Linked DNA regions of Mus musculus: region 1 is linked to region 2. Evidence: chromatin loops called from intact Hi-C (ENCODE). Cell type or tissue: left cerebral cortex. All regions are shown on one strand.

Region 1 (4,000 bases), 560 kb after region 2:
AAACTTAAGAACCACCAGTTTGAGGCAAAAGTTATTATTTAACTTGCCATTATTGTTTCTGTAATAAATGAAAAAAATGTAGCAAAAGGTAGTGATGCACTTGTAAGTAACTTAAGTAGTGTGTATATATGTGCATGTGTATACGTATACGTGTGTATGTTTGTGTGTGTGTATGTGTGTGTGATTCAAGAATCAAGTAGAAATGTAATTAGAGTTTATCAGGTACAAAAACAAACAGAAATTTTTATACCAACAAAAATTAAAAACCACTATTTTTATTCAGTCTTAGAACACGTTGCTTGATTTTTAAGTTAGACCATATTTAGAGTTTCAGTGACTGCTCTGCCATTCCAAGCTTGACCTTCAGTTCAGAGTATATCTGTTGCAGACCTGTTCATGGATTAAGTTTAAGATTTCAGCATGAGCATCCTGTTAACAGGGGACAGAAGGCAACTTTGTTGAGCAAATAAGACTTCTCCAAACACACCACCAGATGGTAGAAAATGAACCTAGAATTCTAAAATATGACTATTTCCTTCTCTTTCCCTAACTATTTTTCTTACATACCCTACACCACCAAAAGGTAGGCTTTCGAGAACTCCAGACCTACCCATTCTAATTTGTTGTAAATTGGATCAGTTCAGCCAAATTTTCTTACAAGAAGTGATAGTATCATATTTTATCCAAAAAGTGATTTTTTTTCCCTAGGCCTTACTGTAAAGGAAAAATGGGGCCAGAATGACAGCGTATTTTTTGAAGCCCCGTGGCCTGCTACCATTTGGTACCCTGATCTAATTTGTGGTTTCATATATCTTCTTCCGTGTCTCCCAACAGACAAGATGAAAAAGTCCTACTTACTACAAATGGATCTCTCTTTTTCTATTTACACAATATATGAGTGTTTAAGTAGAAGGGAAAATAGTTTACTCACGTTTGTAAGCAAGCCTCCGATTGTTCCAATAATGGACTTACTACTTTCAATGTTGGCACGTTTTCCTTTGCCTTCCAAATTAATTACAGAACATACTTGAATGTGTACACTCTGCTGGTGTGTACATAGAGTGGGCATGTAAAGAAATTGCTGGACCATTTTAGGCATAAAAATACTTTATTTAAAACATACAATTGATTAAGGGAAAGTAGAGAATTCTATTTGAATTATTAAGAGAATTGTGGGCTGCTAATTTTATTTTTGTGTGAATAGAACCATGTGCTAAATTATTGATGTCCTCTTATGACCAAGAATTTTTTCCTTTGCTCCTTTGTACTTTAGAGATGATTATAAAATCAGAACCTGCAATGTGACACCATGAACATGGAAAGCTCTCAGAATTTTGTAACGAAGCATTATTATCTTTATTCCCTTTCAATAAATAACATAGATTCTCTCCCATCCTTCAATTTCAGATCGAGGAACTCCCCCCATCACTCCCTTCCTCCTTGTGTCTGTGTATGTGAGTATGTTGTGCATTTGTCTGCCTTTCTGCCTCTCTCTCTTTATCTCTGTCTCTCTGTTTCTCTGTAATTCTGTCTCTATCTCACAGACTCTCTCTGGCTCTCTGTATTTGTCTCTGTCTCTCTCAGACTCTCTGGCTCTCTGTATCTGTGTGTGTGTGTGTGTGTTCTCTTTTGAGTAACGGAGAGCCTGGTTTCTGTTCCAGACCTCATTTTCTTAGAAGGCACCAAAAGCCGTTACCATCCAAAAATTTCAACTCTGAATGAGAAAGTAGGATGGAATCAAAATATCCATTTAGTCTGAATCTCTTTACAACTTGTGCTAATTGGCAATTGTAGGTGGTCTTGGTAGACCGACTAATAATTGAACAGGAAAGAAGTCACAATTCCCTAAGTGAACCTGCTGGTCCCCACGGTGTCACAGTAACAAGGCGTACTGGGTTGTTCCTGCAATCTCCCCTAATACCTGATGCTGAGGTACAGAGGGAATGTGAGCTTTGCCCTTGGGGTGCTGTCAGTCACTAACACTGAATTCAGTCAGGAGACACTAAAGGAAACTGTGCCGGGCCCATCTTGAAGCGTCTTTCTGATACACAGCCAAGTCACACTGTTCCATGAAGGGTTTGCAATAAAAAGTAATATGTTGGGGGAAATTAAAACATGAATTGGAGCTGTTAATTACACACACATTGGTTTAAAGCTGAAGCAAATACTTCTATCTGCCCTTTGTTGCACATTTTGCATGCCTGCCTGTTCCTCTACTGTTCTTGCTCGGTCTGTTTCTCGCTAATCTACCCGCCCTAACACTTCCACTACCCAATTCCAGGAGTTAACAGAAATGTAAAATGTAAATGTAAATTGTGGCCTAGATTGCTGCTACTGCTGCGGGGAGAGAGATGGCAGGTGCCGGCTATGAGAGCTGGGATATGTGAGGGATCACCTTCCACATTCTTGGGTCTCAACACACTCTTCTTGTATCCATCCCACTGCTCTCAGGCTTCCTATCCAATTTTGTTCTGTGGCCAACCCTGTGCATTTCCCATGCTAATTTGCATGTGTTTTTCTTGGCACAGGGAGAATTCCTCTACATTTGAGACTTCCAAGCCAACTCACTTGCCACTGAAACTCCTTCTTTCTCACTTCTCCACTAAAAAGCCTAAAGGAACATCCTGCCAACTTTTTCTTCTCGCAGGGAACACCCATGCTACTAGTGGCTGCATCTCCCAAAATGTTAAGGTGCAGCTGACAATGGTAACACGCTCTGAACTAACTTCCACTCCTGTGTGCTAAGCACCTTCCAAGGAGGACTTTAAATATCCTGAACCCTAAAATGACTGCCACGGCAAAAAGGAAAGAAGAAAAGACTGCAGTTGACATAGGCCTAGAGTTCATGGAGGGGGTCATCAGGATGATTGACAGCATCACCATAAAGATAACAGTTCTGATTATGGTGTCTTATACTAGGAGAATCTGAACTTGACCCAGTAAACAGCAAGGACTTAAAGAATAGTTTTGTCTAAAAGCATTATATTTGGGGGAGGGGGAGAGAGAGAGAGAGAGAGAGAATGCCATGGTGCTGTAGATAGTTGACTAAAGAAATCAGGAATGAATAAATCATCACAGCTAGATCTTCCCTTGTTCCACTGGGGATAGTGGAATGGTGTGAACAAGGAGGAAAGCCTTATTGTGGTAGCAGTTCTAAGGCACCATGACAGAATTTGCTATTCCAATGATGTGATCTTTGAAGATGGCCCAAAGTCCTGGGATAAATGGTCTTAAAATGGTAAGCTACCCTTAGATGCCATGAATCGGAGACAGAGAAGGATCTTCAAAAATGAGATGCCCTTAGACAGTTAGAAACAGGAACCTAGTTTTGCACAGTGGCTTGAGGGACAGGGATACCGGTGACATGTGAAACACTTAAAGTTGCTACGATCATGCAAGAAGAGCATTTAAGACAAAATGGGGAATAGGCTCATCTAATCAGGGACTTAAGGAGCCCACTGCAGGAAGACAGCTAGGTTTTATTGTTGCTCTGTCAGCCTGAGTGAGTTTGGTGGTTGAAAGGCTGGAGAGTTCAGGTGAAGTTTCAGTCAGCAATCTGTGCTTATAGAACAAGGGTTTAGGATGGGAATAAAAGATGGCCAACACCAACAGGCAGACGCAGACCTGAGAGGTACTTCCTATTTATCTCCTCTGAGCATCCTGTGAACTCTTCTGTCATAGGAACCGTGGCTGCCCCCGGGTATTCACGAGGGCAAAGCATCACTGCTAACTGACAGTGTAGGCTCCTCCCCTTCTATTTAAAGTTTTGTTTCACATGTATTTATCTGTGTGTCATCGTGGTATCCATACCACCGCACACGGAAGTCAGAAGAAAACTTGCAAGACTCTGCCTCTCCTTCAGTAAAGTGAGTTTCGGGGGTCGAAGTCAGGATGTTAGACTTGGCTGTAAGCACCTTTGTCCTCTGAACTATTTCATGGGCCTGATTTTGCCATTCTGGTCAGCTTTCCCCCTCAAAATGCCTGCTTTGGAAGCCACTAT
Region 2 (4,000 bases):
TTTCAGGCAAGGCAAAAGAGACAGTTAATAGGCGACAACCTCAACCCCACACTGCTCATGAAAGTGTCGTCTTTAAAGAGGAGAGAATCAAGCAGGCTGTAAGACTAATCGCCCTGCGCCGGTATGAATTTATCTAAAGAGGATTTCGTGTGGAACCCCCGGAGCCGGCCGCCAAACGGATGACTGCACAGTTTAAGAAAGTTAGTGGGACTTGTCCCAATCAACTGTCAGGCTGCATAAAAGGTTTGGGGCAAGCTGACTTAAGCAAACAATATTTAGCCGTCTAAGGATACCATAAGGCCTGAGATTTTGCTTTGTTGCGCTGTCAGGAAATATTGGTACGTATCAAGTAACACTCCTGGTGCAGAAGAGGTGCGTCTCCTTTCTGACTATCTCTATTTACAAAAGAGGCCTGTGCTCCCAGAAGGGTGGGGGCAGGGAACGTGCCAAACCCAGCACTTCACAGAGGTCCTTGCTTGCTTTTCCTGGGATCACAGTCTTCTTCAAAGAAGGAAAAAAAAATGAATTGAGCTAAAAAAAAAAATAAAAAATAAAAAAACCCAACTTCATTCTAAAAAAATAAAAATTAAACATTATTTGAATTTATAAATTCCCTGATTGCCTAGCAAAGACCCTGCCCATAGCCCCCAGACTGTCTGCTATGGATTCTTAAAAAACATGTTTCTCATTGTTTAGCACGTTCTGAAGTATGTTCAAAGCATCCGAGTCTCCAGTGTAAAATACAATCAGGAATATCCAGCTATCAAGCCTACACAGTAAACATTCTAAAGAGGTCCCATGAGCCAAAACTATTTTTGTTAGAAATAATCTCCACAATTCTAATGACTCATCCCTTTTAGTGTTTTAAGTACGTGGGGGAAGAAAAAAAATCATGATGTCTCCAGTTGGAAAATTGCATTGGGAACACTGAGTTGTTACTGAAGAAAGGCAGTTGAGTTGGAGAGTTTAATTTAAAAGGAAAAACAAAACAAAACAAAAACACAAAACAAAACAACAACAACAACAAAAACCCATCGTTCTTTATCAGAACACTCTAAACGTTCATTTGCTTCAGTATCGTTGTGCCTGGGGTGAAGTCCTTGAAGATTCTGGTGCTGAGAGTGTCAATGAAATACCCTTTGGCATTAAGCGCTCTGCCTTGAATCCTGATTGTGCCACCTGAAAGGAAAGGAACGGGAGTTCCTTAACGGCGTAATAAACCAGAAGAACCGAAGGGGAGAACCCGCTTGTTCTGTGAAGAAGATCGCTCCTAGTTAAACAAAGAAATTTGGGGTCGTCTGCTTTTCATGGAAATCTCCTACATATGGCCTTTGAAATTTGTCACTGAAGATGGGTTCCGCTCTAAGGTAAAAAGCCACTACTTTATAGCCTTTCAGCTGCAAGTCTCTGGATTTCCCCCGCCCCCTCTCTCTTGGCCTGCAGCCCAATATGAATGTATGATCACTAGTGCAATAGTTAAACATCTGAGTCTTTTTGAAGTGCCTTCAATGTTACAAGGATGTGATGGTTGATTGCCTAGCAGTCAGTTCGGAAAGGAACTACCTTCTGCCCCCTAGTGGTAGAAATTAATAATGGCTGCCTCGTCATACACCCTTCTCAGCCACCTCAGTTTTCCAGCGTTATGCTTAAATACTTAATGCTGCCTGGGATATATTTCTTTTTGCCCTCGAGACATGGGAACTTGCCATTTTCTCAGACTAACCTTGAGCTCTTAATCTTGTAATCCACCTGTCTCAGCTTCCTGACTGGTTGAGACTTGAGGTGTACCCTCTTGCCTTGGCCAAGGGTGCATTTTAAACAGTGCATGTCTGCACTGTGGGGAGGGGACTGCTTCCTGTGTCTCTGTGTCATACCTTGTATAGCCTCAACACTCTGCACTTCTCTGTTAAACAAAGTACACAATACTATAAACAGACATCGCCCCTAATGTAACTTTCTTCCTGGGAACATTCTGGACGGACTTAATGGGGAATATTAAACAAGTATGATCGGTTGGTGCTGCCAAAATTAGAAACAAAATGTACTTGTATTCAAAAAAGGTGCTGTGGGCTCTTGGGTATTGTGGAAACTTTGTGTCTCCTCCCAGAAGACACTTTTTTGTTTTGTTTTGTTTTGTTTTGTTTTGTTTTGTTTTGTTTTGTTTTTGTATTACATCAGGCAATATAAGCAAGTTGCACTAATTAGCACTGGATATGCCACAGGTCACATCTCCTTGTGTTAAAGGTCATCAACTAAGCCACATACACTGATATAGAGAAAGGGATTGTAGTGTGCTGTCAAGAATGTGCTGGGGCAGACACTGGTCACATACTACATATTTTCCCTCACTTGCAGGCAAGCTGAAAGGAATGTGAGTTTTGTTATTCGTTTATTTCCTGTATTGAGTTTTTGATTATTTTTGTTTGTTTGTTTGTTTGTTTTTTCATCTCTCACACAGAAGTCGAATTCCACATACAGCCAAGCATTAAAGGGCAGGTGGAAATGACATCCGCGATGTAGGTCCCCTTTAGGTTGGATATGTGTTTAGTGAGTGGAAAGGAGACAGAGAAGGAGGAGAGGGGGCCCTCAGAGAGGGGATGGGACAGCTGGACCATGTGGAATGTGTCAGTTTGCTTCTGGGCCACTATTGTGCTGCTGATGTTGGAATTCGGGCAAGGCGTGAGGTTATTGAATAAGGAGCCATGTAGATTCCAGCTGTCAACATGTGATCAGCTCTTTGTACAAAGAGAAGTTTTCTCTGGCCTCCAGTTTGATTGCTAGTGACAGCTACACGTTTCCCTGGGCTCTTTATGCTACCAGCTTGCATTTGGGTAGCCTTTGGCTCTGTTCTCTTTTCGGACTGGCCCTGTAAGCTTTAGTACCTGGCTCGTGAGGGCATGTTGACTGACATTGAAATGACGGGGACATCAGGCCTAATTCCAGAAAGGACATTAGGGCTGGGATATAAACAAACAAACAAAACAGTCCTCTTTTTAAAGAGAAAGTGCTTGCTATTGTTTATTTAGGTTTTGTGCACATCTATATGTGGTGTGTGTGTGTGTGTGTGTGTGTGATCTGTATGGGTCCATACATGTATGGATGGCTGTGTACTCAGTTCTGTTCTTCACCTTTGTTTTGACACAGGGTCTTTCCAGTGACCCCAAAGCTTACTGCTCCAACCATTAAGCCTGGATCTTTCTGTCTCTGTCCCTACAACCCTAGAGGTTTTAGACCCCCATTGCCACATCAGTTTTTATATAGGTACTGGGGATTTGAACTCAGGTCTTTATGCTTGTTCAGTAAGCATTTTACTCACTAATCCCATTGATCCATCTCTCTATCTCTACAGGAGTTTCCTTGCAAACATTTTACTTAAAGAGGGAAAACAGTATACTACGCCCTTTCTTACCGGAAGCATGCCAACTGCTGTGTAAGTATGTTAATGAAAGTCTTTCTTCAAACTGCTCCAGTGGACGGTACGAGCATCACGGTGCTGAACCGACATCCACGATTTCTTTTGCTGTCTTGCTATCAAGCACCTTTACTCTGTTGCTGATGCTGCTGACATTTCTGTTGAGATTCTGAAATCCTCTCTATACGTTGGAAAGGAAGGGAGACGAAGAGAAGGAGGAGTGGAAGAGAAAATTCTTTTCTGTGTGAGCCCACTCTAAAGCTTCTTGAATCTCATAGGAGGTCAGAAGGAGGAAAAAAAAAACCCACATACTTGTTCATATCTAAGAAATTTCATATGTCAATTTTTAAAATTTTTATCCCAGCAGTTACACAGCATTTTTGGTTTATGACATCTTTCATTGTAGGAGCCAGAGGGGTCAAGGACACCCCAAGAAAACCTACAGGGGCAACTAATCTGGACCCATAGGGCTTCACAGAGACTCAACCGACAACAAGAGCTCCTGCTTGGATCTGGCCTAGGCCCTCAAGTTGATGAAACCAAGTTGATGGGCCACAACCTTGAGTAACTGAAGTTTCTCTCAGACAC

What was found. Peaks named below come from ENCODE experiments on the same cell type or tissue, not always from the same donor. Only the 100,000 strongest peaks of a DNase experiment are listed, where the experiment ranks them.
Region 1: it touches region 2 in a loop (2.5-fold over the local background); 1 of 42 quality-filtered maps calls a loop at or near these places.

What each region holds. Positions count from the first base shown.
Region 1 is chr7:70,816,053-70,820,052 of GRCm38, reverse strand. No RefSeq gene overlaps it. Among named protein-coding and RNA genes, the nearest start is that of Gm39032, 16 kb to the right of the region's middle. In left cerebral cortex, no CTCF peak of the experiment used is centred here; a DNase peak (open chromatin) is centred at 2,494.
Region 2 is chr7:71,376,833-71,380,832 of GRCm38, reverse strand. It overlaps Gm29328 (a long non-coding RNA gene), which reads right to left. Exons shown (of 3, transcript XR_001778177.1): 2 at 3,410-3,593; 3 at 948-1,179. Gm36260 (a long non-coding RNA gene) reads left to right here and starts at 1,013. Exons shown (of 4, transcript XR_882213.2): 1 at 1,013-1,367; 2 at 3,350-3,430; 3 at 3,819-4,000. In left cerebral cortex, a CTCF peak has its summit at 1,581 (motif pointing left); a DNase peak (open chromatin) is centred at 1,559.